Regions from separate parts of the Homo sapiens genome. Here region 2 is linked to region 1. The links are chromatin loops, found by intact Hi-C in ENCODE. Cell type or tissue: PC-3. All regions are shown on one strand.

Evidence for each region. Peaks named below come from ENCODE experiments on the same cell type or tissue, not always from the same donor. Only the 100,000 strongest peaks of a DNase experiment are listed, where the experiment ranks them.
Region 2: it touches region 1 in a loop (8-fold over the local background); 77 of 110 quality-filtered maps call a loop at or near these places.

What each region holds. Positions count from the first base shown.
Region 1 is chr17:66,566,060-66,568,559 of GRCh38, forward strand. The region is part of intron 3 of PRKCA (protein kinase C alpha); the gene reads left to right. Among named protein-coding and RNA genes, the nearest start is that of PRKCA-AS1, 150 kb to the left of the region's middle. In PC-3, CTCF peaks have their summits at 1,345 (motif pointing left) and 1,560; DNase peaks (open chromatin) are centred at 1,352 and 1,782; H3K4me3 peaks cover 376 bases; H3K27ac peaks cover 2,014 bases.
Region 2 is chr17:66,254,184-66,256,683 of GRCh38, forward strand. No RefSeq gene overlaps it. Among named protein-coding and RNA genes, the nearest start is that of APOH, 26 kb to the left of the region's middle. In PC-3, a CTCF peak has its summit at 1,039 (motif pointing right); a DNase peak (open chromatin) is centred at 1,058.

The DNA of each region.
Region 1 (2,500 bases):
TTGTAGCTGCAAGGGGTAGGACGGATAGGTGGGGTATCCAGAGTCCTTGGATACCTTGTCTTCCTGGACCCTCTCTCAGCACCCTTGGGCTAAGATGCACTCTTGAACACATTTCCTCTATGGCCCCTTTCAGATCTGCTGATGATACCTGGATTCCTTCTTTCAGAGTGACCCAGCCCCATCCCAGGGAACGGGCAGATGGGCTCTGTTGCCCATCTCAAAGTTCCCTTACTTTTTTTCTTTTGAGGTTTTATCAGTCCAGAAGTGGAAAGAAGATGGATGCCATTAGCTTTAGAAATATTTTTTATGTTTTAGGGAGAAAGAAGCAGAGAATATACTTTTAGATGAGCACACTTTAAAATACCAGTAAGACAGACTTGTTGGAAGACAGGCATTGTGAAGAACTGTTGTTGTTTTTTGGTTTTTTTTTTTTTTTTTTTTTTGCAACAGCTTTCCCCACTTTGGGAAATGAGAACTTATGCCCTCCTGAATGTTGTATTTGATGGGACTTAGATCCATGGGGGAATTTTATTTTATTTTTTAGGAAAAGGTAACCTACTAAGTATAGTTATATCCTTCTAGCATGAAATATAATCATTTATTAGACCAGAACTGTTTGTTAATTCAGCAGTGTGTCTTGAAAAAGAGCCACCCTCAAATTTAAAGTAGAAATAGATTCTTCATTCTACACCTTTTTGACATCAGATTTGCTTTCCTGGTCTCAGTGCAGGTGCCCCTACTGTTTGGTGTTTGGGACACAGCCTCCGAGTAAGTCCAAGGAGAGCTTGGGGTTAGGCAGTATAGGCCATGAGCCCCTTGCCAGCCTCCCAGGGACTTTGAGAGGAGCTGTTTGGGGCAAGATGCTTAATGAAAGGATGTTTTGTAATTTAGAGAGAAAAAAGAAATTTATCCCATAGATAACTAAACCCTCAATGGGAATATTAGAAAATACAATTGTCACATTATGTAATATTTGTACATTTTCCACTGCAAGTAAGAATGCGTCCTTTCCTTAATTTTAAAATATGGAAAAGGTCGACCTTTCTGCTACCGTAAGGAAAATCAAGGGAAAGGGAGGTTTTATACATGATATGGGGAACTTGGTATAATTATTTAGCTCAGTATGAAATTCTGCCACAGGAATATAAGGTAATTAATTTCTCTAAGTATGAAATGCAATCTTGAAAAACTAGGAAACAGGTGCCGAGGTGACAAGATAGGAAGAGAAGCTGAGTGTTGTGCAGTGGCACCGAACAACTTCTGGAACATTCCAGAGCGTGGCTTTGTAGCTGGAGAGAGCCTCCTGGCTTCTGTGTGGCGACCGAGACTGACCCCTGCTGGCAGATTGTTGCTAAGCCGTGGCTGTTAATGAAGCAGGGCAATAAGGCCCTTAAGCAGGAGATCCTGCCAGGCCACAGGCAGGTCTGTCTCCGAGGCTATGCCTTGTACCAGCCCTTGATGCTGTTGCCTGAATTCCCAGTGGGAAGAAAAATGGACCCAGCAGTTTTTAGTGTTTTGGTCTCAGTTTCCACCATCTCTCCCCTTTCCCAGTCTGGGATGTCAGTGTTTGCTCTCTCCTCCCTACCCTCTGTTACCTCAAGATTTCATGGAAATAAAAAGCCCTGCTAACATCACAAAGAGGCTGAAAATTCCAGATCCACCTCGGAGCCAGACACTTGAGAAATTTGATGCCAAGGTAACCTGCGTTTGGGAAAACATCCTTATTAGGTTTATTTAAGAACGATTTGAAAAATTCCTATAAGTGAAAATCAGATGGGAAGAAGTCCAAAAATCTGATTCATGCCATGACTGTGATACAACCAAGATCTTCGTGAGCCAGTGGATGGGGAAGAGAGATAATGTACAATATTTCTATGTGTTTCCTGGAAAAATTCTTAAACGGATTATAAAAAGCACTAAGTGTAAAGGAAAATGTTAATACATTGGACTGCATTAAATAATAGACCAGCAGAGGTCTGGCGTGGTGACTCATGCCTGTAATCCCAGAACTTTGGGAGGCTGAGGCAGGCAGATCACTTGAGGTCAGTAGTTCGAGACTGGCCTGGCCAACACGATGAAACCCCATCTCTAGTAAAATTATAAAATTAGCTGGGCATGGTGGCACACACCTGTAATCCCAGCTGCTAGGGAGGCTGAAGCATGAGAATCACTTGAACCCCAAAGGCAGAGGTTGCAGTGAGCTGAGATGGCACCACTGCACTCCAGCCTAGACGACAGAATAAGACTCTGTCTCAAAAAACCCCCAAAAAATAGATGTGCAGAGTCTTTATTTGTGGTAGAGGTTAGTGTTTTCCCCACTACATTTTCCACCAGCTTGTTCTGGGAGCTGCTTTTGGGTGCTGGTGAGGAGTAATTCGTGGTTTAGGAAGCTTGAGTGCGGGTGCTGGGTCCTCTGCTTGTTGCTCAGCAGGGTACTGGAGGCCAGGAAGGCTGGCGCTGCAGAAATCTGTCTTCAGTGCACTTACTGCTGTTGCCATGG
Region 2 (2,500 bases), 310 kb before region 1:
AAGTGATTCTCCTGCATCAACCTCCAGGGTAGTTGAGACTACAGGCGCATGCACCATGACTGGCTAATTTTTGTATTTCTGGTGGAGACGGGGTTTTGCCATGTTGGTGCCAAGCCGGTCTCGAACTCCTGACCTCAGATTATTCGCCCCCCTTGGCCTCCCAAAGTGCTGGAACTACAGGTGTGAGCCACCACACCCTACCGATACACATTGTTCTTGATCATGTTTATTTCACTTAACAATGTTTTGGTGCCAGGTGTGGTGGCTCATGCCTGTAATCCCAGCACTTTGGGAGGCTGAGGCGGGCAGATCACCTGAAGTCAGGAGTTCGAGACCAGCCTAGCCAACATGGCGAAACTCTGTCTCTACCAAAAATACAAAAATTACCCGGGTGTGGTGGCATGCATCTGTAGTCCCAGCTACTTGGGAGGCTGAGCCAGGAGAATCACTTGAACCAGGGTGGCGGAGGATGCAGTGAGCCAAGATCACACCAGTGCACTCCAGCCTGGGTGACAGAGTGAGACTCTATCTAAAACAAAACAAAACAAAACAAAACAAAATATATATATATACACATATATATGTGTGTGTGTGTGTGTGTGTGTGTGTGTGTGTGTGTGTCTTGGTGATCATTTCATATCTGTAAATATAGATTTGACTTTTTTTTCAAACAACAACATGCTATACTATATCCATTGTAGGAATATGTCACAATTTATTTAACTGGTACCCTACTCATGGATGTTTAGCTTGTTTCCAATCTTCTGCTATTACCAACAGTACTGCTAGGAATATTTTTATATACATTTCTTTGTGCACATGTATAAATATATCCAAAAGATGAATTCATAAAAGTGAAATTGGTACTCCAAGGGTATGTATATTTTTCTTCTTAATATATATTCTCAAATTATCTCCTATTGGAATTTGGCAGAGATTCTGGAATTGCTTTTCATCGAGGTTGTAACACCCACCACCAACATAGGCAACACTGGCTATTTATCTCATAATGCCTCTGTGGATGTTTCCTTCAAAGAACACCAGATGGCAGAACAGACCCTAATACGTTTGCCTTGGGTAACAGGGAACTTCCGGACTTGAAGCCTCATTTTGGTTATGTAGACTGAACAAATAAAGTTGTAGAACCAGTTGTACATTAATAAATCTCTATAGATAGAAATGTATCAATTCCTCAGTAATATCATCAGTAATAGCAGATGGTAGCCTTTGCCTTTTTTCCTGTCTACCTGAAAAAAACACTAAAAAGATCCTCATCTTTCGCTCTGTAATTCTTCCCCATTACACAAACATTACTTTTTCTCCAGCTGAATAATATAGAGAACGTGCGTTAGCAATAATAATTCATGGAGTTTCATTTATGTGTGAAAGTGACTTATTTAGTTCATGTTGTTACAACAAGGAAATGTATGAGCATATGTATGTCACATAAGAATATGTCTTTAAGCAAATAGAAATGAATAATTAAAGTTGATGCCTTTACTATAAGGCTTTCATTTGTCAGAACACCAGCAAACCAATTTCACAGCAGGAAAACATTTTTTTTTTCTTTCCTGGAGAGTATGTCATCTGAGCAGAACAAATTCAATTAGCGTTGTACCTGCTTTGCAACTTATGAGAATGCTTTTATGCCTCTGGGTAGCTGCTCTCAACCCACAGCCCACAGCCCACATATACCCAATAGAGAAGGTACTCATGAACTTGTATATGCTCTTCCGTAAAACTCTTTTCAGTCTTCAGGATGTAGTACTTTTTAAATTAATCCTTCATTGCCCCAGAAGATAAACCGGTGGGAAGTTAATGAAATTGGCGTCCTAAGCTACCTGCTCAGGATCAAAATTTGCTACCTACTACAGATCTTATTATTGTCCTTCTTGAGAAATGACAGATGTCTTATTTTAAAGGTTCTAAGATAAGATGTACATAATTTTAGGGGCAGTATCATCTAGTCGCTGTAGTTCCTTGGAACACTACAAGTCCTTAAGCTAAACAGGAAGAGACTCTGCCACAAAGAAGGCAACATTGAGATTAATGAAGATTTATTGGCTAGGCGCGGTGGCTCACGCCTGTAATCCCAGCATTTTTGGAGGCCAAGGTGTGTGGATCACTTGAGACCAGGAGTTTGAGACCAGCCTGGCCAACGTGACTTAATCCCGTCTCTACTAAAAACACACACAAAATTAGCCGGGCATGGTGGCAGGCACCTGTAATCCCAGCTACTCCGGAGGCTGAGGCAGGAGGATTGCTTGAACCTGGGAGGCAGTGGTTGCAGTGAACCAAGATCATGCCACTTCACTCCAGCCTGAGTGACAAAGCGAGACTCCATCTAAAAAAAAAAAGAAAAAGAAAAAAAAAAGATTTATTAAGTACTAGATCTTTCCCAACTGCCATATCACGTTACAACATTTTATCAGGCAAAAGTTATCGTGCCCCTGTTTCAGATTAGGAAACTGTGGCTCAGAAAAGTTAAATAACTTGCCCA